2 separate regions of the Homo sapiens genome follow, and region 2 is linked to region 1. Evidence: chromatin loops called from intact Hi-C (ENCODE). Cell type or tissue: PC-9. All regions are shown on one strand. Links, peaks and the distances in the headings refer to the core of each region. The heading gives the core; the rest is flanking DNA. Region 1 overlaps SCFD2 (sec1 family domain containing 2). Region 2 overlaps LINC01618 (long intergenic non-protein coding RNA 1618).

Region 1 (15,621 bases), core at 8,074-10,573:
CAAGAGGGAATTATAGACATGCTCCCCATAAAACTACACATTTTCTTCTTTCCTCAAAGCTTGGCATAGAATTCCAGGAAGTTCCCACGAACTTCCTGAATCCCTTCATTCTTCCCCTACCCCCCAATCCCCTGCAGTCTATGAATCCCATGTGTGTAGGGTCCACTGTTGTGAGGAGGCATTTTCTCACTGAGCTTGACCACACATTTATTTATTTATTTATTTATTTATTTATTTATTTATTTGAGATGCAGTCTCACTGTGTCACCCATGCTGGAGTGCTGTGGCACGATCTCAGCTCACTGCAACCTCCAACTCCCGGGCTCAAGCAATTCTCATTCCTCAGCCTCCCAAGTAGCTCGGATTATACGCGGCCTGCCACCATGCCCAGCTAATTTTAGCATTTTTTGTAGAGACAGGGTTTCACCATGTTGGCCAGGCTGGTCTCGAACTCCTGACCTCAAGTGATCCACCTGCCCCTGCCTTCCAAAGTGCTGGGATTACAGGTGTGAGCCACCATGTCCAGCCTGATTTTTTTTCATGGCAATGGGTTGGACATTTCTGGAAACCAGGAGATGAAGACTAATCAGAGGCTTTTGCCCATCCTTTAAGAGTTATTACACACAATGTCACACAGTGACTGAGAATACAAGCTGAGCTTCTCACATGCCACCTCGCTGTGTCTGATGCAGCTGGATTCTTTTGGATGCTTCTGGGTATGTTAGATTCATTCCATTTTAGTTTAAGCTTGTTTGAATCTACCTCTACTCCCTAAAAACTATTTCTTTTCAACACGTGTATCCTCACTTTACATCTACTAGGATAGCTATAATTAAGAAGATAGCTAATAATAAGCATTGGTTAGGATGTAGAGAAATTGAAACCCTCTTACACTGTTGGTGGGAATGTAAAATAGTGCAATCAGTTTGGAAAACAGCTTAGCACTTCCTCAAAAGGTTAAACACAAAGTTACCATATGACCAGCTGTTCTAGTCGTAGGTATATACCTAAGAGAAATGAAAATGTATGTCCACACAAAAACATGTACATGTAAAACTAGCAGCATTACTCATGATAACCAAAAGGCAAAAACAACCCAAATGTCCATTAACCGATAAGTCGATATATAAAATATACTATTTCCACATTTCATATACATGAATATTCTATATACAATGAAATATTAGTAAGCAATAAGAAATGAAGTATTAATGCTACAACTTGGATGAACCCTGAAAACATTACAATAAGTGAAAGAAGCCAGTCACAAAAGACTACATATTCTGTCATTCTGTTTGTATGAAATGTCCAGAATAGGTAAATCCACAGAGACAAAGCACATTAGGGATTGCCAGGGGCTGGAGGGGGCAGAAATCGGGGGTGACTGCTAACAGGTATGGGATTTCTTGTTGGGGTGACACAGTGTTATAAAATTGTGGTGGTGATGATGGTTGTTAAACTCAGAATATGCTAAAAACTTTGAATTTTATACTTTAAATGGGTAACCATATAGTATATGAATTATATCTCAACAAAGCCGTTACTAAAAACATAAAGCCAGACCTGTCTTCAAATCACTACTATCTTGAGACAAGGATGTGGGTGCGAATACTGAATTTGGAAAGATATCCCAAAGCACAGTCAGGAGGTAGGGAGGTGAGACGGGGGAGGAAGGAAAGCCACTAATGGGGGTATTAATGGGTGAGTTGATGTTGTGGGCAGTGGGTGCTTCATCCTTCTGGGGCCCCTCAGAAAGGCTGTGCAGACCACAACTCAGAATTATTCCTCCACGGGAAGAGAAAATGGGATTATTTCTATGAGTGTTGACTCCCCAGCACTCCCAGCCTGCCCCATACACAAGCCAAACATGCTTCTACATCAGAGAAAGCCCTTAGACAAGAAGAGGCAGAGGCAGAGAGAGACAGACAGACAGACTAACTGCCTGACATGCAGGTACTGAGGTAGGAAGCAGTCGGAATACACAGAAACTTTACCACTCTCGCAGGGGACACCCAGGGTGACCGAGTGGGTATGGGCAGGGCCTTGGCAATCCTTGACACAGGGGTGTTACTTAACCTGCACCTCAGTCCCCTTATACTTAAAATGGTGGAGACAATAGTTCCTGCCTCATACGGATGATGTGACGATTAATGAGTTAATGTAGCTGATGTATTTGGGAGAGGTAAGAAGACATATTTTTAATCTTTTCCTATTTTTTTTTAACTTATCCATGATCATGTCTCCTCTGAATGAGCTTCTAACAAAACAGAGAATACGTTCTTCTGAGTTTGAAAAAGAAACAGAAGGTTGCAGAAAACCGTCTTCTTGTTAAGTCCCCCTGTGTTTGATCAGCTTTGAATGGCAGCCCTCTGAAATGTGCCACGTGCTTTGTTAGTGCATTAGACAGGATCTTTCTCATTCTTGCTGTCCTGCTTTATGGAAACTATTGGTGGGATTCAAGCAAGTGAGTTTGATCATAACAGTCTCTCGTATTTTCCTTTGTGTCTCCTCATATTTTCCCAAAGTCGTGTTCCGAGGATTATGGGCCCTAGGAGCTTGCTTTCTGTGAAATGTCTGCAGTCTAGGGATGGAAGCCAGTGGCTGAAATCCCAGGCAATTTTGAGTTCCACTTCTGTCAAAGGCATTTATACTCAATTTGCTTCATTGCTCATGGACGATTGAAACAGCCCAGTTGGTAAACAGCCAGAGGAAAACAGGGTAAAAAATAACAATAATAATAATAATAATAAAGAAAAAAAAAAACCTCCCAACTACATTACATCGAGCTCAAGCTGTCATGATGAAAACTTAAAGATTTACTCACTCAAGAAAATATCTCTGGATTTTTTCAGACTGGGACTCTTCAATTAATCTGACATTTCACAAATCCAAAATTGCCGTGGATGAACTCTTTACTTCACTTCGGGATATTGCTGGAGCTCGGAGTCTCCTGAAACAGTTTAAGTCTGTATATGTTCCTGGAAATCATACCCACCAGGCAAGTATATACGTTTTAAAGTAACCTTCTAATCTGTTGTACTTCTAGGATTCAGAGTCTATAGAAGAAAAGGTTCCCTTTTAACCTTCCTAAAACCAAAGGTTTGTTCTAGATGATCTCCAAGTTCTCTTTTAGTTCAGAGTTTTGGGTCCCACGGAATCTGAAAGCCTCTCAATTCATTTATGCCCCAGGCTTGATATGGTGGGATGAGCACTGAGTTGGGAGTCAGCCATGGCTTTCTAACTGTGGGTTTGTCGCAGACTGATTCTATAGCCTTCTGCAAGTCCCTTCTCTCCTCTGGGAGCCAATGACTACAGGTACCAAATGAGGGGCTGGCCTTAGAGGATTCCCAAGTTTCTGGATCTAACCAGTCCGTAAACATTTTGAATGAGCAGAATAATGAAAACACCTGATAATGTTACGACAAGGGAAAAAGTTTGTGATGAAAATATGTGTTATTTAAAATTCCTCCACTGCTTTCAAAGGAGGGCAGGAGGACCTAAGAAGAATGTTTTTTGACCATTGAGTAAAGAGATGGTATCAAGATTAAGGTATAATTGCTGTGTAAAAACTCAGAGGGGGAAAGTACATAGAAAGACCCAAAGGGAAGCTTAAGGAATAAAGAAAGGTTAGAGCCACTGAGGCTGGGGAGTCTTTGTTGGACAAGGTAGGAGACAGAACTAAGGTTCCTGGTGGCCAAAGATGAGCTCTCAGGGAAGAACAAATGTTTCTGTTGGAAAAGATGACTAAGTTTAACTGTGGGGAATCTTATTTATTTCTCCATAAAACCTTTAGTAAAATAAACTCTATTTGTTAAGGCTTTTTGGAGAGCTGAATGTGCTGTTAGTGGGGAGGAGTTCAGCTTCAGGGTGCTGACTCTTTAAGGGAGACTTGAGCTAATGTTACCCACTGCAGCTAGCACAATCCAGATTCTTCCTCCAGTATCCTGTATTTGTTTGGGAGCTGATACCTGAAGAGCACTTCTACATTGGATTTTTCCTTTGATTGCCACAAGTTATGCCAGGGAGGCATTATTATTCCAAGATCCGGGAAGGCCAAGTGACGTGCCACAGGCATGCAGATGGCCAGGGGCAGATGCCAGATCTTTGCTGCCAGCCCAAAACCTCCTCCCTGACTATAATATGGTTCTCATAGAGATTCTAGAAGTGTTGATTGGTGGTGCTGATGATCATCTGAAATCACCTACCAAGATACTGAAGACCTTAGAAACTGTCACTCTTCTTAGAAACATAAAGATTTTCATCCTTTACTCAAAGATCTGAGAATGCCACGGCGACAAAATACAGATAAAATCACTCAGGTATTCATACGTAGTTTTGTCATTTTAAAAAATCAGCAATCTTAAATACTATAATGTGGACTAGTTCCAAAAGACATGCTAGAACTAGTGATATATGATGACATTGAGACCAAAAATGTCAAGAAGCAAGTGGCTGGTGTAGTTGGCAAAGAGAAAATAAACCACTAAATGAATGAGGTCTTTCCCATTTTATGTCATCCGGGTGACTGATTTGGCCAACTTCACGTAAACATGTATTAGCTATATATCTTGCACGTGATAAGGACAATAAGTTTCTTAGACCTTATCTCCCTGCTGCCAACACTGTCATTTCTCCAGCCCTCAGAACCCTGTCTTGCAGCCATGGCCTTTGGAAAATGGAGTTTCCCTTTGTCGCATATGTCCCCCCTTACAATAGTCAATAACATCAGCACACTCCCAACAATCCTAAGTGTCAGTGAGTGGGAAGTGGAGTGGAGGTAGGGTAATGTGTGTACATTGGGGGGATTAAATAAATAATGATACAGACACATGGTGAAATGCTGTGCAACCATTACAATGAATGGAATAGACCTAGATATGCTGAGCAGGGTGTGTGTTTGAATCCTTGGCCCAAGGTCCGCTTCTTGGGGAGCTCAACTGAAACAGAGGTCCATGATCAATTGGGTGGCAGTGAGGGGACATGTAGGTCATTCTGTAAAGCATTATTCTATTTTTGTAAAAATAGAATAAAATAAATATTTCATAGGTATGTATACTTAATGTCTTTAAAATTTAGGAAAAATTTATAATGGTTACCTTATGGTGGATGGGTAGGATTGGATGGATAAGGAGAAACACTGATTTCTTGCTTTATTTTTACATATTCTATACATGTGACACTTTTTAATGGGATTATGGGTAATTTTTACCTCTGGGTTTTTCAGTGTTTTTCAAATTTAAAATATTTTTAAATTACAGATGTAAGCCTTGTGACAACAGGGATTTTTATGGGTTTTGTTCACTGCCGTATCCCCAGTACCTAGAGTGGCATCTGTCACATAGTGGATGCTTAGTAAATATTTGTTAGGTACATCTTAAGTACAATACATATATATTTATTACAGATCAGGAGATTTATTTGGACACAAAATATGCATGCATAGGAAAGTACAAGTGTCCAGACTAGACTCAGAGTCCAGCTGCGTGTCTGGTTTAGAAAAATAGTCCTTGGCTAAACAATATTCTGTTCATCTCATCTACCAATTTGGTCCTCAGCCCTGTGACTCCAGAAGAAATCTATGCTTTCTACCCAGCTCCATGCTGTCTCCAGACAGAATCTGATTGAGATGTCCTGGGCTCCCTGGTCACGTGGGAGAGTGCTAGCTGGCCTGGCCCTGGGTTCCTGTTCCCGGTCTGACCTATGCTGCATATTAGGATCTAGGCCTTGGGCCCCCACTGGCCCCACCTTCCCTCCCAGTGGTCCTCCGTCCTGCTGTGATGCGCATGCACTAAGTCTCAGAGCCACTCCTGCTTCCCTTGCTAGGACTAGAGGCACCTCTTATTTTAATCTTTACCCATTAACCCGTTAGGAAAAGGTGTCAATCACAATTCAGATGCAGAAAGTAGACACCATCTAGTCACTTTAAGGAGAAGGTGTCCCAACTGCGTTACATCGAGCATATAAAATCTCTAGAGGGGTCAGAGGAGTGGGATCTGGACTAGACCTCCAGAAATAAATCCCAGAACATTACCACAGGCCTGGCCCTCCAGGGCAGCCAGGACCTTTTCACAGCCTGGAGAGTGGGGGCAATGGGGATCAAGAGGCAACCACAGAAGCTCTTGACTTAAAGAACATCTCACCAAGGCTGGAGACAGCACCTGTCTTTGATCACCATGGTATCTGCATGGGCTAACTCAGTGTTTGCCACCTAGTGGGTGGGTAGATGGATGGCTAGATGGATCCTAGACTGTGCATGTTATCTAGAATGGCATTTCTTACATTTTTAATTCTTAGTGAGAGAGAACTTAGCACAGAGGATAACAGAACAGATTTTCAAGCCATAGCATCGGGGTTCATAGCCCAACTGTCCCCTCTACTAACTGTGTGACCTTGGGCAAGCAACTTCACGTCTCTGTGCCTGGTTCCTACTCTGTAAGAAGGAGCTAATAATAGTTGCTCTCTCATAAAAATGCTCTAATGATTTGGTGAATTAATACGTATAAAACTCTTAGAACATGCTGAGTGCAGTGGTTCACACCTGTAATCCCAGCTACTGGGGAGGCTGAGGTGAAAGAATAACTTAAGGCTAGGAGTTCAAGACCAGCCTGGGAAACACAGCAAGACTCCATCTCTAAAAAAATTCTTAAATTTAAAAAAATTAGGTGGGTGTGGTGGCAGGCACCTGTAATCCCAGCTACTAGGGAGGCTAAGACAACAGGGTCACTTAAACCCAGGAGTTCTAGGCTGCAGTGAGCTATTATTTTGCTACTGTACTCTAGCCTGGGCAAGAGTGATACCCCTTCTCAAAAACAAAAAACAAAAAACTTCTTAGAATAGTATCTGACACCTAGACAGCACTATGTAAGCATTTGCTGTCACAGCCATTGTAACAGTAAAGAACAAAAGAGGCCTTCCTTTGTCTTCTTTTGCAACATTTTATCTTTTCCTTTGTTAGGACATGGGCTACACAGAAAGGGTGTCTTTCAAAAGCTGAGTGTCCTGTTAGCTGTGTATGGCAGAAGGTTGATTGCTGACACCCATTTGTTTTAAAAGGTTGTGTTTGTTGCTCGCTTCTGTTGACTGGAAACCTAAGCCCCCAACTGTGCCTGTGCAGAAAGTGTTTTTTCTGTTTTGTTTTGTTTTGTTTTTGAGACAGAGTCTCACTCTGTCGCAGAAGCTGGAGTGCAGTGGCGCAATCTCGGCTCACTGCAACCTCTGCCTCCCAGGTTCAAGCGATTCTCATGCCTCAGCCTCCCAAATAGCTGGGACTACAGGCGCGCGCCATCATGCCCAGCTACATTGTTTTTGTATTTTTAGTAGAGACAGGGTTTCGCCATGTTGGCGAGGCTGGTCTTGAACTCCTGACCTCAGGTGATCTGCCCACCTCGGCCTCCCAAAATGCTGGGATTACAGGCATGAGCTACTGCGCCCGGCCGCAGAAAGTCTTCTTACCCTTCCGTTTCTTACTGCAAATGCTCAGTTTAGTGAGAAGCTTAATCTCCCCACTAAATGCCACAGTGTCTGATGTGATGCCATTCCTCAACTGTGACACCAGGAGGATATTAGGCAGATGTCTCAGGGCAGGGAGCTTATACGGGGCTTTCAGACAAAATACTGTATGGCTCTCGCATGGCTTGCCTTGGCATGCATCTTGAAGAGCAGGGCTGAGCTGCAAAAAACCTTCCACAGACACATACTGTACTTTGTGCCTCTGGCATGTTGAACAAGAGCATTTTGAACCAGCAGTGCCTGAGGAGGCTTGATTCATCTTGTGCCCAGTGAAATGTGGCTCTCTGAACAGGCTTTAGGCCTGGCCTCTTTTGTCAACAGTGCCCAGCCCTGGCCTCCAGTTGTTCTTTTCCAAGTGCTAAGTTCTATTGCTCCTCCTGATTCTTTCTAACAGAACTGCTAGCATCTTTTCTGAAGGAATCAGCATGGGGTAGGACTAAATTGAGGGCCAGGAAACTTGGCTCTGTCCTGAGTCTACTTCTAATTGGCTGTGTGAACTCAAGCAAACATGTTAATGTGTTTGGGCTTCACCTTCCTCATATTGAATTGAAGGGGCTATACTCAAATTTTTAAAAACTAATCTGCTTCTGGATTGAAGCCTGGGTGGGTGGATGGATGGATGGATGGATGAACAGACAGACAAATGAACCATTTTTAAATCTACAAATAAATTGTTTCCTTTAAGAAGATGAAAGGAGAAAAAACAGTCATCTTATAGCAAAAAATAAAAATAAATGAGCCATGGATTAGTCAAAGCCATGAGCAATTTTGAACAGATGTTTTTCTGTGCTGTCTTGGGTTGAAACAAAATGAATACCCTCCCAGTAAGCCTGGTTTTTCTGAGAGGCTGGTTGTTCAGAGTCAATTTTGCAGAAAAGGGAGAAGCAGACATCTTCACTATCAGAACTGAGCCCCCAGCTATGCCAACAGTAACAGCAAAAACAAGGTCAGCAGCCCCAGCTGATGGAGATGTGACTGTGGCCACAACTGGGTTTTCTTGGAAACTGCTATCCTAAGTCATTTTTAAGGTGCACCAAATTCAAGATGTTGTAGTTACACTGGTTTCTCAAGATTGTATCTGACTTACTATATATTATGTCAGGAACTGCTGCTATACTCACTGCTTTTCCTGAAGAGCTAACATTCAAGTCAACAAAAGAATCTTCCAGACCCACCACACAGTATGTTCACCCCAAAAGAATAACCAGAGACATTGACACAGTATTTTAGTTATCATATTTTACTTAAATGTGGTATTTTTTTAAGGATTCATTTCTTGAAACTTCAGCTATTCCATGTGTATCAGCCATCAAGGGGTCTCTTTAAGCTCTACCAAGCTATCAGGCCAGCCTCATGAGGCTCTCATACAGGGCCACGATATGACCTTCATGGGCCCCTTTTTTTGTAAAAATAAAAAATAGTAAAAAGCATATGGTACAATTGCACTGGTGTAAAAATAAATATATCAATATTACATATGAAAACATCACTTTCACCTTAAAGTATTTTTTCTTCTGATTTAAAAAAATGTATTTTCATGGGCCCTCAAAAGGAATGTGGGCCCAAGGCACTGTATGTTTGTATCTAACAAATAAGTCAGCTCTGTGGTCATGGCTCCCACTTGACACAAGTGTGCCCGAGACAGGAAAGTAGCTCCCCATCAGGGGAGCATAAGGCATTTTTCTTCCTTGGAGTAGTCCCTATGACCATCCATGAAGCTTGAAGCAGTCCACGCAGCTACTGAGGAGCTACTTGGACTGGTTTCAAGGTGACAGCTCAGGAGTGAGAGAGCTAGATTCACATGGGATGAATACACCAGTCCCCTGGCTTAAAAACCTCATATCCTGTAGGAGCTAATTCCTCTGTAAGAACTCCACAGACATAGCTTCCAGCACTCCTCCAAGGGACAAGTCCAGTTATTATTCAAGAATCATTATACTCAGAGAAGCCCAAAGCTCTGGCTTTCTATCAAATTTTTATAGTTCTTTCAGTTTAATGCAGTTTACCAACCAGCGGTCATTTTTGTCATAAGCAATCTTGCCTGGCTGCATAGTTTGACATTCTTCCTTTATCAGGTTTCCAGGGAAACAGAGATAAAAAGTTAACCAAAGGTTAAATTCTTATGCAGAAGGGAAAAGGGTTTAATAATCTTTTACCTACAACCTGCAGCTTGCCAGTTGTTAAGGAAATATTTACATTAATGTTCCAATCAAAACTTAACAGTGTGTCTATGGCAGAGACCATCCTGTGTATTCCCAAAACTCCATTGCCTTTTCTTCTGTAGCAAACAGTTAGACTCCTTTTTCCAGGTTCCTTTGTAGAATTGTGACTAGTTATGGCCAATGAACTGCGGTGGAAGTGATACATATCACTTTAGGGCTGGACCCATAAAGTCTCTGGAAATCCTTCATACTCTCTCTCTCATTCATCATCTGCTGATGAGAGGTAAAGTCTTCAGTGTAGGATTCTAATGCTCTAGGGAATGGTGTAGCACAGTGGTGCCCACCTTTTTGTCACCAGGGACCTCTTTTGTGGAAGGCACCAGGCGGTGCAGGGTGGGGCGGTGTGGTTTCAGGATGATTCAAGCACATTGCATTTATTGTGCACTTTAATTTCTATTATTACATTGTGATATATAATGAAATAATTATATAACTCACCATAATATGGAATCAGTGGGAGAGGTAAGCTTGTTTTCCTGAAACTAGACAGTCCTGTCTACGGGTGATGGGAGACAGAGACAGTGACAGGCCATCAGACATTAGATTTTCATAAGGAGCATGCAACCTAGAACCCTCACATGCGCAGTTCACAATAGGGTTTGTGATCCTAGGAGAATCTAAAGCCATCACTGATCTGACAGGAGGCGGAACTCAGGCGGTAATGCAAGTGGTGGGAAGCAACTGTAAATACTGATGAAGCTTCACTCATTCACTCACTGCTCACCTCCTGCTGTGTGGCCCGGTTCCTAACAGGCCACGAACCAGTAGCGGTCCATGGCCTGGGGTTGGGGATCCCTGGTGTAGCAGGAACCTGGGTCCCTGAATGATTGGGCAGGGCACAGATCTCCTATTGCCAGCCCACATTGGATATCCAGAGATATAAGGAATAAATAAATGACCAGCAAGAAAAGGAAAGAACAAATTTTTCTGAGTTTTTAATTCCTCTCCCAATCTCCCAAAAAGGTGAACTGGCAGAGAGTGTTTGATTAGGAAAACTAAATTACTATGGTTTACCCTCTTAATATGGAGACAAACTATATGGCTAATCTCTCCTCTGGCCCTTCCTAGCATGCGAGAGAATCTTTGAGTAGGGCACCAGAGAAATCACATCTGTCTCCACTATCACCACCTTCTACAGGGTCCTTTGCTGAGAAGTGAGTCATTCCTGGCTGAGTAGAAAATTTCATGCAAGTCAGAGGGTTCCCATCTAAGAAGTCATTGCCAAGCAGTTCATTCTAACCAGATTTCAGTGACATGATTTAGGGCACAAAATGGTCCAAACTAAGAGGCTGAGAGACAGAAACCAAAGGTTCTCCTCATTAAAACTTAACTGGAAATTTTTTTTATTAAGAAGGCACAAGTACTGTTTCGTGCCTGAGAAAGTCTTTACCAAATTGTGCTCTCTGAATACACAATGTAATCCAGTTGTTCTGTACTTAGTTCTTTCAGTAGAAAATTTAGAGGGTTTTTTTTTTCCCCATATTCCCATTCAAGTAGGAAAACCTATCAACTTCTCTATGAATTAATATTTACATCGTTTACTATGCTTTTGGTTACAATTAAAAATAGATAAAGAAAAAAGTTCTAAAAAGCTTAAACAAGAAAGGTAATTTTTTTCTGCCTTTCTAGCCCCTGATTCTTGCCCCTCTCCTTTTTTCCCATTTTATGTCTTTTTTAAAAATCTTAATGCTTTTAGATAAAATATTAAACCAGAGTGTCCCTCTCATCCTCTACTGCATTGTTTTAGTGGAATAAATGTATTTTAGAATAAATTTTTATAATGTTCATTATCTCATCTTTTCTGTTAATATCTGTACCTGTTTTTGTCAGTGTTCAAGATTTGTCATGTTTTGTTTTGTTTGTAGACTTACTCAGCTTCTGTTACTATTATAGCATTATGCATACTGATTGTTTACTAAATAAAATGCCACTTTGAGCTTGAAAAAAAAAGAAAGGTAATTTATTAAATCCTATGACTTAAAAGTCTAGAGGAGGGGCAGCTTCAAGTGGTGAGAGGCCATCGCCAGGGTGATGGTGGCAGGAATTGCAAATAAACAGGAGAAGCAAGTTCCTGCCTGTTCTTCCTGCCTTCTGGTCTCCCTCGAGTGCCCCCTATCGGCAGAGTCTAACAGACCTAGCTGGCAAAGCACAGAAGTGGTTTTCAGAGTCTCAGCCCAGCATCACAGAACTGAGTCTAGAAGAGAGGGTTTGGAATTGAGAGACAATAGCTTGATAACTATCACATTTTCATAGAAAATGTTATTTCAAAATTGTTGTTATATGAAAAGATAATCAGAGAGAATGCAACCAAAAAATGTAAGAAATGAATATCAAAGAGGTAGGTCAGGCAATTAATAAAAGCATTTATGTTCTTTTCCTGGATTATGTGATGTGTTTGCTGTTACTTTTCTGTATTTTAAATCATAGTTTCTTTTCTCCTGCTATATAAATGTGCACCTACATACCTTAAAAAAATAAAAAACAAAAAAGATTTCCAACATTCCCAGTGTAGCACAGAACAATCACAAAGTCTCAAGAATGAAGAGGTTGAGAAAACAGCACTTCTAAAATCTCTGCTCACTACCCCCAAGGAGAACCCAGCTCAGTGAGCATTTTCTCCTGGATGTTTCATTCCCCAAAATTTAGTCAAAAGTGGAGCAAGGGAAAGAGTGAGAGTGATCCTAGTGTCCCTACTTACCCCAATCCCTCCATAACTCCTGCTTTCCCCTGTCTCCCAGTCTACACTGGGTCACAGGACCCCTGAGAACAAATCCTATCACCCCAGATACACTGTGCCTTGCACAGAGGAGGTACAGAATATAGTGTTTTTGCTTAATTACAGAGCCACCTTTGTGCTGTGTATGATCTCTTTTTCAGAATCACTACTCTTCCTTTTTGTACAGGACATCTTATGGAGAATGACAATCTATTTTTTTTTTTTATGGGTTAAGGGGTTGCATTAGTCCGTTCTCATGCTGCTAATAAAGACATTCCCGAGACTGAGTAATTTATAAAGAAAAGAGGTTTAATTGACTCACAGTTCCACAGGGCTTGGGAGGCCTCAGGAAACTTACAATCATGGCAGAAGGGGAAGCAAACGTGCTCTTCTTCACAGCAGCATCAGGGATAAGTGCTGAGCAAAAGGGGGAAAAGCTGCTTGTAAAACCATCGGATCTCATAAGAACTCTCCCACTGTCATGAGAACAGCATGAGTGTAACCGCCCCCATGACTAAACTACCTCCCACCAGGTCCCTCCTGCTGCATGTGGGGATTATGGGAGCTACAATTCAAGATGAGATTTGGGTAGGGACACAGCCAAACCATATCAGGGGTATATTTTCTTCTCTCTTAAATATGACAGCCTATGTGTATTTCTCTGTGATTCTGCTAATGAGTTTTAATAGACTAATAAAATAAATAACTGTAAGCTTCTGGAAGGAGGAAATGTCCTTTTATATCTTTATGTTCCCTTCATGCTTTCTATCAGAATTTCATTCAGTTACAAGTAACAGAGATCTGAAAAACAGTGGCTTAAACATACAAGGTTTTATAGTGACATGTAAAGTAGGTACTAATTTAGCCTGTCCATGTTATGGTGATAGTGGCTCTATAAGTCATCACTTACCAAGGTTTCTCCAGCTCTCTGCTTCACCATCTCTAAGGAATGTCCTGTCTTCCAAGATGGCTGCTGGAGCTCCAGGCTTCACTTCTACATTCCAGCCAGCAGAGAAGAGGAAAAGAGAAAAGCATATCCTTCCATTTTAAAAAGGAGACTTCTGAAATTCTCACATTACTCTATTTACATCTCATTGCCCAAACCTTAATTACATGGCTATAGTCAGCTGCAAGGAAGGCTGGAGAATGTAGTCTTTTAGCCAGCTGGTAATGTGCATGGCTGAAGATTGAAGTCTATTACCAAGGAAGAGGTCAATTATTATTTGATGATAGTGCCGATAAGGTATCAGATTATTGGCCAAAGGACTTCTTGTGGAGGAGCTTTAAAGAGATTGAAGTTTAAGCGAGTCAATGTCCAGAAAGGCTAAGGTGATAGAAGAGCATTCAGAACAGTTTACTCAGGGAAGAGTATTTGCAGGATTTGCAGGATTCAGATTCCATGGCCCTTTTTTTACATTTAAAATAATATTTATTAAATTATCTTACGATTCTGGAAGTAGACCTCTTAATTTTGGAAAATCTGGAAAAATAAAATAAATGTCTCCTACTTCCTGAACCTAGAGATAACCCTAAATAACATTTTGGTGTGCTTTACCCCAATCTCTTTTTCATGCATAAATAATTTATTAATTTTTAACAATTGAGATCATTCTTGCCGTTTGTAGTGGTGCTTTAAACTGTGCTGTAAATAAATAAATAAATAAACAATACAATGAAAAGTCTTCCTCTCACCTTTCTCCCTTGCTTGGTCCGCCACCCCATAATCATTGCTGCTGATAGTTACTATGTTTCACACCGGAGCTTATTTTTGCATATTTCAGCAATTTAAACTTCCGTATTCCCCCTGCCACTTTTTACACAAATGCTAACCCATCATACACAGTATCCTCACCTTGCTTTTTTCATTCACACACTATTCTGTACCTTGTTTCTGCCACACAAGCACAGAGCTTTCTTATTCTCTTTCATGGCATTCCTCCCTGTGGATGCACCCCATTTATTAAACAGCTCCCTACTGATGGCACTTGGGTGGTTTCTAATCTTGGTACTACAAACAATAAACAGCCTTTTTGGATCTCATTTGCATACATGAGCATATGCAAAGAATAAATGACTAGGAGTGTGATTGCTATGTTGAATGCATCTGTAATATTGATAGGTATTACCGAATTGCTCTCTGCATTGATGGTAACAATTAACCCTCCCACCAGCAATGTATAAGAGGGCCTGTTACCCCATGGCCTCATCAAAAGAGTGTATTTTCAAACTTTTGGAGTGTCAATAGTCTGATTTAAAAAAAAATTCCATCTTGGCATAGCTTTAATTGCAATTTCTTTATGAGCAAGGTGGATCCATAGTTTTCAAAATATTTCTGTCTGACCGGTGTTTCTGTTCATTGCCTTGCCCTTCCTGATCATGTAACCATGAGATCTCTGGACAAACAATGGTCTGTTTGACTAATAAGCATAAAAAGGTTGGTATCCCCAAGTGAGAAGATGCTAGTTTTCCCTGCATCTTATCCCTGGGAAAGATGCCAACTATATTCCTGCTGAATGGTTATTTATGATTTTAATGGTTTATACCTTGCTTTATTTCTAAGCTATTTAAAACAAGAAAATTGGAAAGGGAAAATTTGAGTAAAAAAAAATGACTGGAAGAAAAGCAAGATGAAGCCAGGAATGAGGTCAGTACACTAAATATCCTTGACAGTTGCTACAGACAAGTCACATATTTGGCCAATCAGAGAGAGAAAGAGTTTAATACAGGATATGCCTCAACTGTGCCCTGTTAGAAACTGGCTTTACTGAAGCTATAATAGATCAGAGAGTGCATTGAGGGAAGATATTCCTTCCTCCTTTGCCCTTCATGCCCCAGACTTCGTGCCATATCTGACTGGAGGATTGGGAGGAAGGTGGTCCACCAAGCGAGAAAAGAAAACGGGAAGAACTTGGCAGCAAGAACTAAGGAAAGAGGTGGTGAAAAACAGCTCAGAAAGCGCAGGGTCAATAAGGCGGCTGGCTCCCCATATAACCTAAACATGGACGGGTTATTCAGGTTACAGAAAAGGAAGGCATTTAGCAGAATTTATCAAACTGTAGAAGTTGTTGCAAACTAACATCTCCCTAATTCTACTGAAATTCTTATGATACCATGTAGTCTGCTTTCTGACCTTTGTCAGATTCCTTTATGTCATCTTAGCTTCTTTTCCTGGCC
Region 2 (15,621 bases), core at 6,100-8,599, 91 kb after region 1:
GATTAAAAGAATTGAAATGTGTAAAGTACAAAGAAGGATATTTGTCATAAAATAAGTTATTATATTTTATGTTATGGTAATAATATCACTGTTAGTTACTATTATTATTATTAATTATTATTATTGAATGGACTCTGTGCCAACAAGCTTTGTGACCTCAGGCAAGTCAGCTCACCTTTCAAAGCCCTGCCTTTTGAGGCACTCTTGCTTCCCATGGAAGTCAGTGAATAGCCCTCCATTCCAGGCTCCAGGATGGGGCACAACCCCACCAGTGCACATTCAGGAAGTCATATGTATGGGAAATACAATGGTACCATCAGAAGGGGGATGACTGCCATGGGAAAGGTCTGCCATTGCACCTCCTACACTCTGCCTTTTCCCACTGGAAGAACAATGTCTCTTCCACTTCCCCACTGTTCTCCCTTGCACCCTGGATCCCTGGAAGAGCTGTACAAAGTGCTCTGAACATCCTAGACTAGTGTTGTCTGTGTCTACAGTTTCAAGAATACTACCACATTTCATCGACTTTATTCCAGGAAACAGATTCCATAATCAATGAAAAGGCCCAAACTTCTGAGAAAGAGTTTTTCTTGTTACAACATTTGTAGAGTCTTGCTTATGTTTGAATCCCCCTACTGATCACTGTTTTGGCAAGACTGGGTGCATCTTGCCAAGTTGGAAGGGAATTGTTCACGGGTTGCTCATGGGAGACATCAGGTGCCTGGGGCTTTGCCAATGTGGGAAGAGAAAAAGGAGAAAGGAAGAGGAAGGGGAGTCCTTGGCTAGTGGCCAGGATCAGAATGAACTTAACTGAGGCATGTAGGACCCCAGGGCAAGCTAATCATTTGGCCCCTGACTCAATTAGAAATTGGATTTAGTTGCTAGCATCAGAAACCTGAGTGTGGTACCTTCAGGAAGAGGCTTATTCCTCTCCTACATAAAAGAAATCTAGAGGGTTTCTGTAGTGGCTCTATAAACTCAAAAGGGACTGAGGTTCCTTTTAGCTTTCTGGTCCACCAACCTAGTTCATTGCTTTCCTTCTTGAAGGTTGTCTCGTGATCCAGTATAGCTGCTAGTAGCTCCAGCCATTACATTCACATTCCAGGCAGCATGAAGGAGGAACCAAGGAAGGGCAAAAAAAGTATTCACATCCTCTACATTTTATAAAGCCTTCCCAGCAGTCCTATACAAAAATTCTGCTTACATCTCCGTGGTGAGAGCTCAGACGCACAAGCACACCTAGATACAGAGGAGACTGTGCTACGTGAGGAGACACTGACAGTGATTTGAGGGAAATAGGAAGAATGGGGAGTATTCGTAGCAGCTCAGCTTCCATTTTATTGTCCCCAACAACTCTGCTCTGGCCCCCAACTTGCATACCTGCCTAGCAAAAAAGGAAGCACTTTGTAAGTCACCATATTTACTACCCCTTGTTACTCAAATACTCCCCAGAAAATGTCAGAACATTTTTTCCAGACATATTATACTATATTCTCCTAGAGAGAAATTCTAGTAAATAGAGTTGGTTCCACGTTGGCACATTTCCAAGGATGCTTTAGCTTCACAGCAATGTTTAAACTCCCTTCAAAGACTGGTGGTTCAGGTACAGAAAGAGAAATGTCACATGTTCTCACTCATATGTGAAAGCTAAAAATGTGGATCTCATGAGCAGAATGATCATTACCGGAGGTTGTGAAGGGTGAAGAGGGGAATGAAGCAAGCATGGTTAATAGGTACAAACATACAGTTAGACAGAAGGAATAAGTTCTAGTGTTGGGTAGCACAGTAGGGTGACTATAGTTAACAATGATTTATTGCATATTTCAAAATAGCTAGGAGATGTGAAATGTTTCCAACACAAAGAAATGATAAAAGTTTCAGATGACAGTGTTCTCACTCATAGGTGGGAATTGAACAATGAGAACACTTGGACACAGGGTGGGGAGCATCACACTCTGGGGCCTGTCGTGGGGTGGGAGGAGGGGGGAGGGATAGCATTAGGAGAAATACCTAAGGTAAATGATGAGTTAATGGGTGCAGCACACCAGCATGGCACATGTATACATATGTAACAAACCTGCACATTGTGCACATGTACCCTAGAACTTAAAGTATAACAACAACAAAAAAAAGTTTGAGATGACGGATATCCTAATTACCTGACCTGATTGTTACACATTGTATGCATGTATCAAAATATTACATGTATCCCATAAACATGTACAATTATTATGCATCAATAAAAAAAGAAACCATAGATTTTTCAACACTTTCAAGTTTCCAGCCCTTTAATAATAGGTCTGCACAAAGTTAGCCCTCATCTGAATTCTTCCATTTTCAGATAAGGAGAAGTTTCACAATTTTAGAATATTAACAGTCTAAGGTATCTTGGAAACCCCACCTAGTCACTCAGTTATCAATAATAACTTATATCGCATACATAAATTATCATTATTATTATTGCTGGTAATAAGGTAAATAAATTTGGAAGAAAAAAGATTTGTGGCCTGTGAAGTTACCTGGCTGATGCACTCATAAGTCTGACACTGACTAGCAGACCTAGAGTCTAATTTGTTTTTTTTATTTTTTATTTTTATTTTTATTGTTTTAGATGGAGTCTTGCTCCATTGCCAGGCTGTAGTGCAGTGGCACAATGTCTGCTCACTGCAACCTCGGCCTCCCGAGTTCAAGCAGTTCTCCTGTCTCAGCCTCCCGAGTAGCTGGGATTACAGGCATGCACCATCACACCTAGCTAATTTTTGTATTTTTAGTAGAGATGGGGTTTCACCGTGTTGACCAGGATGGTCTTGATCTGCTGACCTCGTGATTGCTTGCCTCAGCCCCCCAAAGTGTTGGGATTACAGGCATGGGCCACTGCACCTGGCAGATTCTAGTTCTTGCAATGGTACTGTCTGTCTGGATCCTTTATGCATTCAACAAATATTTGTCAAACATCTGTATTAGTCAGGTTTCTCCAGGAAGACAGAACCAATAGTATAAATATATAGATATCTGAGATGAGCTTTTAAAACATTTATTTATTTATTTATTATCTGTCTTAGAGGTAGGATCTCCCTATGTTGCCCAGGTGGGTCTTGAACTACTGGGTTCAAGCAATCTGCCCACCTTGGCCTCTCAAAATGTTGGCCTTACAGGTGTGAGCCACTGCATCCAGTCCATTTTTATTTATTTAGAGACTGGTCTCACTCTGCTGCCCAGGCTGGAGTGCAGTGGCACAATCATAGCTCACTGCAGCCTTGAACTCCTGGGCTCAAGCAGTCCTCCCACCTCAGCCTCCCGAGAGGCTATGGCTACAGGAATGTACCACCACACCCAACTAATTTTTAAATTTTTTCTAGAGATGGAGTTCCCTTTGTTGCCCTGGCTGGTCTCAAACTCCTGGCCCCAAGTGATCCTCCTGCCTTGGCATCCCAAAGTGTTGGGATTACAGGCATGAGTCACTGCGCTCGGCTAAGAGGGAATTTATTCGGGGAATTGGCTCACGTAATTATAGAGGCTGAGAAGCTCCATAACAGGCCATCTGTAAGCTGAAGACCCTGGATACTGGATGCTGGGAAGCTGAGCTTATGGCTCAGCTCAAGTTTGAAGGCCTCAGAACCAGGGAAGTAGATGGTGTAATTCTCAGTTTGAGGCTAAGGGAATGAGAACTCAGGGGTTCACTGATGTAAGTCCTAGAGTCCAAAGGCTGGAGAGCCTGGAGTTTTTGTCCAAGAACAGGAGAAGAAGAGTGTATCCCAGCTCCAGCAGATGGATAGACACATTTGCCTTGTCTCTGTTTTTGTTCTTTCTGGGTCCCCAGACAATTGGATGGTGCCCACCTCACTGAGAGCAAATCTTCCCCACTCAGTCCGCTCAGACTGTCATGTTAATCTCCTCTGGAAACATCCCCAAGGACACACCCAAAATTATGCTTTATCAAGTTTGTAGATATTCCTTAATTCAGTCAAGTTGATGTCTACAATAACCATCACAACATCTAACCTACCCAAGGCATTACATAGGACATTGTGACCCCAAGAACCAACACAAGCAATGACACTGCCCTCATGGTGCTCACAGTCCAGTGGGGGTCATAGACAATTCACATGCATGGTGTAGGGTGCTGAGGGGTGGAGTGTGAGGCTCCCCAGTACCTCACTGGTAGATCTTTGACCTCCAAGTTGGGAGCTGAAGGTCAAGTAGAAGTTATTCTGATTGTGAATAACAATGAAGTCACAAGATTAGAGGACAAAAGATCATCTGGTCACAGTGCAGAGAATGAATTGGGGAGGGGCAGGTGTAGAGGCAGGGAGACCAGGGAGGAGGCTGTTATTTTGCTTTACCCAGGAGAACAGAGGAGAGGCCGAGGCAGTGTGGGTGGAGAGAAGGGAGTGTGCCCAAGAGCTGTTGTGGAGGTGGCATCAAGAGAAGTTAGTAACTGGCTAATCAGGATGATCTGATCAAGATGGCAGGAGGGGTTTAAACATGATGATGATATGTCACAGAGCTGGATAATACAGGGTGACAGGCCAGGACCTGGGACCACACTATCCATGGAGGCCAGTGACCCAAAGCCTACCCGTCTTCCTGCACCATGAGGAGCCCAACAAGTGGCACTCCAGTCTGCACAGCCAAGCTCCGCCAATGCCCCATCCACACTAAGAACTGCCCCTGCAGCAGATGGCACCCTCCAGAGGACAAACCAGTGCCAGAGGCCTGCATAGGCCCTGTAAGAAGCCTGGAGCTGTTTGGGCAGGGAATTCTGGGGTCCTGGAGCATAAACATAGTTGAGGGGTTGGTGTGGAAGGTGATGGGATGTTCCTGTGGAAAGGGGCACAGCCAGAAGAGAAAAGAATGGGGGCCTCAATGTCCCCCATTCTGGGCAGGGTCCCAGAAACCCAGGCTAAGGGCAGTACTGCAGGGAGAAAGCCAGATAGGGAAAGACACTGAGCTTAGTTCTGGACAGGCTGTGTTTGAAAGACCTGTGGACATGCCCAGAAGGTAGTCAGAGATTGTCATTCTGGAGCTCAGGAAAGTATGTCTCATCACATTCCCTGCACTCAGTGTCACCCGTATAAAGCAGGACACTCCTGGGCTGTGTGATGTGGTGTTGAGGTCTTCCTTCCTGCTCCAGCACTCTCTGCACCATAAACCCGCTCCCCCCACCTCACTGCCTGGCCACGTGGGAACCAAGCATGGGGAAGCCTGTCCCAGAGGCCCACCCTAGCCCTATCCACCAAATTCTTGTGATCAGTTTAACTACACAACAAAATTCAGATCAGAGTGAGGATTAGCCGAGGTAGTTTGTGAACAGTGCTTTGAACTTCACAGATGAAAGCCTCCTGACTTCCCCCGTTCACACAAAGATAGCCCAAGGTATTAAACGTGACGTAAACACATTGCCACCCCCTGGCTTCTCCACCCGATGCTAGGAGACTTTGCAGCTGGCTGGGTGATCAGTCAGCGTCCCAAATTGCCTTCCCCTGTGGCATTCCACTCAGGTCTCCCAGAGGGGGGAAATGGATTCTGTCCTCAGCCCACTGCTCCTGGAATTGCAAGCATTCGGTGAGGCTGGCCCCCACCCCTGGCTTCTCCAGGGCTCCTGCATGCAGAGCAGTGCTGCAGAGGACCATGGTACATGGACTTCCCCTCCACTATCCATCTCAGAGTGCACAGCTCAGGGCCAGAGACGAGGGGCAGAGCCAGGAGGGAGGCAGAGCAGCCCTCAGCATGGCCTGGCCTGCTGCTCGAGGTTATTGTTCCCAGATGGAGATTGTCAAACCCTGTCAGCCTCAGATACACACTGAGAGTGCTATATCCGCATTCCTGGAATGTGTGGCGGCCCCAGCTTCACCTTCTACAGCCTTTGATTCAATAACATGTCAAGTCCCTTCAGCCTCACCAGAGCTAAAACTTTCTCATCCACTCACTGCCTCTGCACACAGGCATTGTGGCTGTCTAAATATTTAAGCTGGGCCAAGGGGAGGTATATTTAGTCTGGATTGATTACGCTAGTTGTTTAAGCCAACTGGATCTCACCTGCTCATGTCAGTTTCATGATGAGCTCTGGAAGCCAAAGGCTGTTGGCTGTGCTTGTTGGGCCTTAGAACTGAGTATCATGACTGCTGTCCCAGGGGTTGGCTGCCTACAGGGCCAGGGGGAAGGAGCATGGCAATTTGGCTGGTTGCTCTTTAGTGTATGGCGTGGCTGCCGGCACCACAAAAGGCCTTAGCCAGAGACTTCTGGGGGTATCCTGGTGCCCTTCATTCTCCACTCGGCACACCCGGGCCATCACACAGACCCCTCCACACCAGTCCTGGCATTGCCTGCTAGCATTGTGATGCTGCTCCCGCCTGGTAGACCCTTTCTACAATGAGTCTATTCCCTTTGACTGATCTGAAAGAAATTGAATCTGCGAGTCATGAGGGTAATTGTGGGGACAGATGAGGATACCTGGGCCCAGGGATGAAAAGCAGTTTGCTTAGGATCACACAGCAGTTGGTGATGCAGCTGTATCTATAATTCTGGACCTTCGACTTTCCAGCTATCATGGGTCACATTGTGTCTTCTAAAAAGGCACGTTGAAATCCTAACTCCTGGTACTTGTGAATATGACCTTATTTGGAAATAAGGTATTTGCAGATGCAATCAAGTTGCAATGTGGTCATTAGAGCAGACCCTAACCCAATATGATTGGTTTCCTTATAATAAGAGGGAAATTTGGACACAGACATACACAGAGGGAAGACAGCCCATATGAAGAAGGAGGCAGACATTAGGGCTATGCAGCCAGAAGCCAGGGAACACCTGGATGAAGCCTCCATGAACTGGAAGAGGCAAGGAGGGATCCTCCCCTAGAGGCTTTGGAGGGAGTGTGGCCCTGCCCACCATCTTGATTTTAGACTTCTAACGTCCAGAACTGTGAGAGAAGGAATTTCTGGTGTTTTATGCCACCCAGTTTGTGGCATTTTGTTACAGCAGTCCTAGAAAACTCATACCATCCAATAGTGTCTCTGATACAAGAACTGGGTGAAATTCTAGAAAATGCGGTTCCTTGGAAGTGATGAGAGACAGCTCATTGTGGTTTCAGATTCAAGAGTACCTAGCAGGTCATGTTTAATATGTGAGTCATCTCTGAGGAGAACTTGATGTTCTGTGTTTCCTGTTACCTGAGAAAAGCTCTCCATCAAGGCCCAGTGATATGGACTCCTTCTCTCCTCCTAAAGTTTAATTTGTGGATTAATGTGAAATCATCCTTCTGATGATTTCATGTATGTGGCCTTCCCATCTGAGGTATTTCAACACACTTACCAAATACCGTGACCCTTAGGAGTGGCCTCTGGGGTTAGGAATTCCTGCTTTGCATCTGCCCTTTAACCTCCCCTAGTCCGAATGCCTTCATTAAACTGAGTCATTTAGTTTTGTGAATTCAGAAAAAATGAAAAGAGCTGGCATAGAAAACACTAGGGCTCTAGCTTTGGACTGACTGTGGGCTGTGGGTTTGGTCAAATAGGGCTTTGCAATTGACCTCAATGTTTATCCCAATTCTCAAGGCACAGAGATTATGAGCTGGCAATTTTCCGAGAATCCATTAGTCAACTCCTTGAGTCTGTGATGATGTTTCTTACAAGGCAATTAGCAGGTTTTTTCGTCCAGGGAGAGGTGTGTTCATGCCCTGACACCCAGCAATGCCAGTCCAAGAGAACCCTCATGCCTGTGGCCTTCTGCCAGCCTCACACATCAGCTGAGGTTGGCTCCCCAAACCCTAGGTCTCCTGGTTGTATCACTTTGGGAATAACCATACAAATAAATATGTTCCATTTTTGTGACTCACTGCCCCTCGCTGAAGCTTCTTGTTTACTATGGAAGAGCTAAGAATCTAAATGCATCAAGAGACAGCTCTCTCCACCCCGCAAGACATGAGTTGCACTAAGTGGAAGCATACTTTCTCTGTCTTCCCAAACCAATGGGTGGAATCAATTTAAAACCTCATAGTCATGCAATCCATGTGCAGAAACTCCCCTGCATGTTTTAATGTTCCTACCAAAAAGAACATAATGTTCTTGCCTGTATTTTAAGATAGCATTGCACTGCAAGGGCAATAGGTTTAAACAACTTCTCACTGGCTACACCAATTATAGTATAGTCATACACGGCACCCTGTGTAGCCACAGAGAGTCATGCTTGGGAAGCAAATTTTGTGATGTGGGAAAATGTTTATGGTCTGTTATTTTTTTTTTTTTTTAATTTTTTTTTTTATTATACTCTAAGTTTTAGGGTACATGTGCACATTGTGCAGGTTAGTTACATATGTATACATGTGCCATGCTGGTGCGCTGCACCCACTAACGTGTCATCTAGCATTAGGTATATCTCCCAGTGCTATCCCTCCCCCCTCCCCCGACCCCACCACAGTCCCCAGAGTGTGATATTCCCCTTCCTGTGTCCATGTGATCTCATTGTTCAATTCCCACCTATGAGTGAGAATATGCGGTGTTTGGTTTTTTGTTCTTGCGATAGTTTACTGAGAATGATGGTTTCCAATTTCATCCATGTCCCTACAAAGGACATGAACTCATCATTTTTTATGGCTGCATAGTATTCCATGGTGTATATGTGCCACATTTTCTTAATCCAGTCTATCATTGTTGGACATTTGGGTTGGTTCCAAGTCTTTGCTATTGTGAATAGTGCCGCAATAAACATACGTGTGCATGTGTCTTTATAGCAGCATGATTTATAGTCATTTGGGTATATACCCAGTAATGGGATGGCTGGGTCAAATGGTATTTCTAGTTCTAGATCCCTGAGGAATCGCCACACTGACTTCCACAATGGTTGAACTAGTTTACAGTCCCACCAACAGTGTAAAAGTGTTCCTATTTCTCCACATCCTCTCCAGCACCTGTTGTTTCCTGACTTTTTAATGATTGCCATTCTAACTGGTGTGAGATGATATCTCATAGTGGTTTTGATTTGCATTTCTCTGATGGCCAGTGATGATGAGCATTTCTTCATGTTTTTTTTGGCTGCATAAATGTCTTCTTTTGAGAAGTGTCTGTTCATGTCCTTCGCCCACTTTTTGATGGGGTTGTTTGTTTTTTTCTTGTAAATTTGTTTGAGTTCATTGTAGATTCTGGATATTAGCCCTTTGTCAGATGAGTAGGTTGCGAAAATTTTCTCCCATGTTGTAGGTTGCCTGTTCACTCTGATGGTAGTTTCTTTTGCTGTGCAGAAGCTCTTTAGTTTAATTAGATCCCATTTGTCAATTTTGGCTTTTGTTGCCATTGCTTTTGGTGTTTTGGACATGAAGTCCTTGCCCACGCCTATGTCCTCAATGGTAATGCCTAGGTTTTCTTCTAGGGTTTTTATGGTTTTAGGTCTAACGTTTAAATCTTTAATCCATCTTGAATTGATTTTTGTATAAGGTGTAAGGAAGGGATCCAGTTTCAGCTTTCTACATATGGCTAGCCAGTTTTCCCAGCACCATTTATTAAATAGGGAATCCTTTCCCCATTGCTTGTTTTTCTCAGGTTTGTCAAAGATCAGATAGTTGTAGATATGTGGCATTATTTCTGAGGGCTCTGTTCTGTTCCATTGATCTATATCTCTGTTTTGGTACCAGTACCATGCTGTTTTGGTTACTGTAGCCTTGTAGTATAGTTTGAAGTCAGGTAGTGTGATGCCTCCAGCTTTGTTCTTTTGGCTTAGGATTGACTTGGTGATGCGGGCTCTTTTTTGGTTCCATATGAACTTTAAAGTAGTTTTTTCCAATTCTGTGAAGAAAGTCATTGGTAGCTTGATGGGGATGGCATTGAATCTGTAAATTACCTTGGGCAGTATGGCTATTTTCACGATATTGATTCTTCCTACCCATGAGCATGGAATGTTCTTCCATTTGTTTGTGTCCTCTTTTATTTCCTTGAGCAGTGGTTTGTAGTTCTCCTTGAAGAGGTCCTTCACATCCCTTGTAAGTTGGATTCCTAGGTATTTTATTCTCTTTGAAGCAATTGTGAATGGGAGTTCACTCATGATTTGGCTCTCTGTTTGTCTGTTGTTGGTGTATAAGAATGCTTGTGATTTTCGTACATTGATTTTGTATCCTGAGACTTTGCTGAAGTTGCTTAACAGCTTAAGGAGATTTTGGGCTGAGACGATGGGGTTTTCTAGATAAACAATCATGTCGTCTGCAAACAGGGACAATTTGACTTCCTCTTTTCCTAATTGAATACCCTTTATTTCCTTCTCCTGCCTGATTGCCCTGGCCAGAACTTCCAACACTATGTTGAATAGGAGCGGTGAGAGAGGGCATCGCTGTCTTGTGCCAGTTTTCAAAGGGAATGCTTCCAGTTTTTGCCCATTCAGTATGATATTGGCTGTGGGTTTGTCATAGATAGCTCTTATTATTTTGAAATACGTCCCATCAATACCTAATTTATTGAGAGTTTTTAGCATGAAGGGTTGTTGAATTTTGTCAAAGGACTTTTTCTGCATCTATTGAGATAATCATGTGGTTTTTGTCTTTGGCTCTGTTTATATGCTGGATTACATTTATTGATTTGCGTATATTGAACCAGCCTTGCATCCCAGGGATGAAGCCCACTTGATCATGGTGGATAAGCTTTTTGATGTGCTGCTAGATTCGGTTTGCCAGTATTTTATTGAGGATTTTTGCATCAATGTTCATCAAGGATATTGGTCTAAAATTCTCTTTTTTGGTTGTGTCTCTGCCCGGCTTTGGTATCAGAATGATGCTGGCCTCATAAAATGAGTTAGGGAGGATTCCCTCTTTTTCTATTGATTGGAATAGTTTCAGAAGGAATGGTACCAGTTCCTCCTTGTACCTCTGGTAGAATTCGGCTGTGAATCCATCTGGTCCTGGACTCTTTTTGGTTGGTAAACTATTGATTATTGCCACAATTTCAGAGTCTGTTATTGGTCTATTCAGAGATTCAACTTCTTCCTGGTTTAGTCTTGGGAGAGTGTATGTGTCGAGGAATGTATCCATTTCTTCTAGATTTTCTAGTTTATTTGCGTAGAGGTGTTTGTAGTATTCTCTGATGTTAGTCTGTATTTCTGTGGGATCGGTGGTGATATCCCCTTTATCATTTTTTATTGTGTCTATTTGATTCTTCTCTCTTTTTTTCTTTATTAGTCTTGCTAGCGGTCTATCAATTTTGTTGATCCTTTCAAAAAACCAGCTCCTGGATTCATTGATTTTTTGAAGGGTTTTTTGTGTCTCTATTTCCTTCAGTTCTGCTCTGATTTTAGTTATTTCTTGCCTTCTGCTAGCTTTGGAATGTGTTTGCTCTTGCTTTTCTAGTTCTTTTAATTGTGATGTTAGGGTGTCAATTTTGGATCTTTCCTGCTTTCTCTTGTAGGCATTTAGTGCTATAAATTTCCCTCTACACACTGCTTTGAATGCGTCCCAGAGATTCTGGTATGTGGTGTCTTTGTTCTCGTTGGTTTCAAAGAACATCTTTATTTCTGCCTTCATTTCGTTATGTACCCAGTAGTCATTCAGGAGCAGGTTGTTCAGTTTCCATGTAGTTGATCGGCTTTGAGTGAGATTCTTAATCCTGAGTTCTAGTTTGATTGCACTGTGGTCTGAGAGATAGTTTGTTATAATTTCTGTTCTTTTACATTTGCTGAGGAGAGCTTTACTTCCAACTATGTGGTCAATTTTGGAATAGGTGTGGTGTGGTGCTGAAAAAAATGTATATTCTGTTGATTTGGGGTGGAGAGTTCTGTAGATGTCTATTAGGTCTGCTTGGTGCAGAGCTGAGTTCAATTCCTGGGTATCCTTGTTGACTTTCTGTCTCGTTGATCTGTCTAATGTTGACAGTGGGGTGTTAAAGTCTCCCATTATTAATGTGTGGGAGTCTAAGTCTCTTTGTAGGTCACTCAGGACTTGCTTTATGAATCTGGGTGCTCCTGTGTTGGATGCATAAATATTTAGGATAGTTAGCTCCTCTTGTTGAATTGATCCCTTTACCATTATGTAATGGCCTTCTTTGTCTCTTTTGATCTTTGTTGGTTTAAAGTCTGTTTTATCAGAGACTAGGATTGCAACCCCTGCCTTTTTTTGTTTTCCATTGGCTTGGTAGATCTTCCTCCATCCTTTTATTTTGAGCCTATGTGTGTCTCTGCACGTGAGATGGGTTTCCTGAATACAGCACACTGATGGGTCTTGACTCTTTATCCAACTTGCCAGTCTGTGTCTTTTAATTGCAGAATTTAGTCCATTTATATTTAAAGTTAATATTGTTATGTGTGAATTTGATCCTGTCATTATGATGTTAGCTGGTTATTTTGCTCATTAGTTGATGCAGTTTCTTCCTAGACTCGATGGTCTTTACATTTTGGCATGATTTTGCAGCGGCTGGTACCGGTTGTTCCTTTCCATGTTTAGCGCTTCCTTCAGGAGCTCTTTTAGGGCAGGCCTGGTGGTGACAAAATCTCTCAGCATTTGCTTGTCTATAAAGTATTTTATTTCTCCTTCACTTATGAAGCTTAGCTTGGCTGGATATGAAATTCTGGGTTGAAAATTCTTTTCTTTAAGAATGTTGAATATTGGCCCCCACTCTCTTCTGGCTTGTAGGTTTCTGCCGAGAGATCTGCTGTTAGTCTGATGGTCTTTCCTTTGAGGGTAACCCGACCTTTCTCTCTGGCTGCCCTTAACATTTTTTCCTTCATTTCAACTTTGGTGAATCTGACAATTATGTGTCTTGGAGTTGCTCTTCTCCAGGAGTATCTTTGTGCCGTTCTCTGTATTTCCTGAATCTGAACGTTGGCCTGCCTTGCTAGATTGGGGAAGTTCTCCTGGATAATATCCTGCAGAGTGTTTTCCAACTTGGTTCCATTCTCCACATCACTTTCAGGTACACCAATCAGACGTAGATTTGGTCTTTTCACATAGTCCCATATTTCTTGGAGGCTTTGCTCATTTCTTTTTATTCTTTTTTCTCTAAACTTCCCTTCTCGCTTCATTTCATTCATTTCATCTTCCATTGCTGATACCCTTTCTTCCAGTTGATCGCATCGGCTCCTGAGGCTTCTGCATTCTTCACGTAGTTCTCGAGCCTTGGTTTTCAGCTCCATCAGCTCCTTTAAGCACTTCTCTGTATTGGTTATTCTAGTTATACATTCTTCTAAATTTTTTTCAAAGTTTTCAACTTCTTTGCCTTTGGTTTGAATGTCCTCCCATAGCTCAGAGTAATTTGATCGTCTGAAGCCTTCTTCTCTCAGCTTGTCAAAATCATTCTCCATCCAGCTTTGTTCTGTTGCTGGTGAGGAACTGCGTTCCTTTGGAGGAGGAGAGGCGCTCTGCGTTTTAGAGTTTCCAGTTTTTCTGTTCTGTTTTTTCCCCATCTTTGTGGTTTTATCTACTTTTGGTCTTTGATGATGGTGATGTACAGATGGGTTTTCGGTGTAGATGTCCTTTCTGGTTGTTAGTTTTCCTTCTAACAGACAGGACCCTCAGCTGCAGGTCTGTTGGAATACCCTGCCGTGTGAGGTGTCAGTGTGCCCCTGCTGGGGGGTGCCTCCCAGTTAGGCTGCTCGGGGGTCAGGGGTCAGGGACCCACTTGAGGAGGCAGTCTGCCCGTTCTCAGATCTCCAGCTGCGTGCTGGGAGAACCACTGCTCTCTTCAAAGCTGTCAGACAGGGACACTTAAGTCTGCAGAGGTTACTGCTGTCTTTTTGTTTGTCTGTGCCCTGCCCCCAGAGGTGGAGCCTACAGAGGCAGGCAGGCCTCCTTGAGCTGTAGTGGGCTCCACCCAGTTCGAGCTTCCCGGCTGCTTTGTTTACCTAAGCAAGCCTGGGCAATGGCGGGCGCCCCTCCCCCAGCCTCGTTGCCGCCTTGCAGTTTGATCTCAGACTGCTGTGCTGGCAATCAGCGAGATTCCGTGGGCGTAGGACCCTCTGAGCCAGGTGTGGGATATAGTCTCGTGGTGCGCCGTTTCTTAAGCCGGTCTGAAAAGCGCAATATTCGGGTGGGAGTGACCCGATTTTCCAGGTGCGTCCGTCACCCCTTTCTTTGACTCGGAAAGGGAACTCCCTGACCCCTTGCGCTTCCCAGGTGAGGCAATGCCTCGCCCTGCTTCGGCTCGCGCACGGTGCGTGCACACACTGGCCTGCGCCCACTGTCTGGCACTCCCTAGTGAGATGAACCCGGTACCTCAGATGGAAATGCAGAAATCACCCGTCTTCTGCGTCGCTCACGCTGGGAGCTGTAGACCGGAGCTGTTCCTATTCGGCCATCTTGGCTCCACTCTCTATGGTCTGTTATTAAGTGAAAAAAAAAAAGCTGCTTACAAAACAGAATGTATAGCATGGAACTGATTATACAAAAATTATGCCTATATCCATAAACAATCTGGAAGGCTCTACTTCAAAATGTAAACACTGGTGGAATATTCAGGGCCATGAGTGTACAATGGCCCAGTTTGTGCAGGATGCGGGGGTACCACTTGAGACAATAAGTGGTGGCTGGCATCTTGGCACAGGTTGTGCCTGCTGGAAAGGTCCATCTTTTTCTAATCATACAATGGCATCTTATAGGCTGGTGGGGACTGCAGGTGATTTTCATTTTTATTCTATGTGCTTTCTCATGTTTTCCAAAACTTCTTCAATGAGTAGGTCCTACTTCTGTATTAACTTTAAAAAATGATACATAGTATAACTTTTTTTTTTTTTTTTTTTTTTTTTTTTGAGACAGGGTCTTACTCTGGTCGCCCAGGCTGGAGTGCAGTGGCAAAATCTCAGCTCACTGCAGCTTCGACCTCCTGGGCTCAGGTGATCCTCCCACCTCAGCCTCCCAAATAGCTGGTGCACACCACTACTCTCCCAGCTAAATGTTTTGTATTTTTAGTAGAGATGGGGGTTCACCATGTTGCACAGGCTGGTCTTGAACTCCTGGGCTCAAGTGATCCACCCATCTTGGCTTCCCAAAGTGCTGGGATTACAAGTGTGAGCCACCATGCTCAGCCCCAATTTTTAAGAGATAGATAATTGGTGGAAATTTAAACATGATGGAATATTTGATGATATTAAGGAATTATTTTTAAGTGTGGAAATGGTATTGTGGTTATATTTTTAAAAGTCATTAGTTTCTAGGGATGCATACTGAAAGGTATATAGGTAAAATGATAAAATGTCTGGGGTTGGCCTGGAAATAATATGGGAGGTAGTTAAGTGGGTGGGAGTATAGCATGAGAAAGAAAAGTTGCAAATTAACCATTGTTGAAGCTGGGTGCTAGATGCATGGGAGTTTTTAATTCTATTTTATTGATTTTTGGATAGATAGCAAATTGCCGTAATACAAAGCTAAAATCAAAACAGAAAATTGGTTTAGATCATTGTATTAGTCAGGGTTCCCCAGAGAAACAGATCATATACATATATATATAAATAAGTCACAGGGGGTGATTGATTTTAAGGAAATGGTTCACATGATTATGGAGGCGGGGCCCACAAGCTGGAAAGCCAGGAAGAGCCGGTATTGCAGTTCAAGTCTGATAGCTGCCTGCCACAGAATTCCCTCTACTGCAAAGATTGATAAGCAGCAAGTCTTGTCCCCACTGTGACAAAAAAAGAGGGAAAAGGATTAATTTACAGCGG

The links. A loop is a pair of places that touch in the nucleus more often than their neighbours do. Peaks named below come from ENCODE experiments on the same cell type or tissue, not always from the same donor. Only the 100,000 strongest peaks of a DNase experiment are listed, where the experiment ranks them.
Region 2: it touches region 1 in a loop (8-fold over the local background); 2 of 110 quality-filtered maps call a loop at or near these places.

What each region holds. Positions count from the first base shown.
Region 1 is chr4:52,908,102-52,923,722 of GRCh38, reverse strand. It overlaps SCFD2 (sec1 family domain containing 2), which reads left to right. Exons shown (of 9, transcript NM_152540.4): 6 at 2,853-2,998. Among named protein-coding and RNA genes, the nearest start is that of SCFD2-AS1, 11 kb to the left of the region's middle. RefSeq lists an enhancer at 11,701-11,790. In PC-9, for the core only: no CTCF peak of the experiment used is centred there; a DNase peak (open chromatin) is centred at 9,592; H3K4me3 peaks cover 793 bases; H3K27ac peaks cover 2,312 bases.
Region 2 is chr4:52,815,113-52,830,733 of GRCh38, reverse strand. It overlaps LINC01618 (long intergenic non-protein coding RNA 1618), which reads right to left. Exons shown (of 5, transcript NR_040106.1): 5 at 15,270-15,581. Among named protein-coding and RNA genes, the nearest start is that of LINC01618, 33 kb to the right of the region's middle. RefSeq lists enhancers at 13,341-13,945, 13,946-14,551. In PC-9, for the core only: no CTCF peak of the experiment used is centred there; DNase peaks (open chromatin) are centred at 7,093 and 7,473; H3K27ac peaks cover 1,563 bases.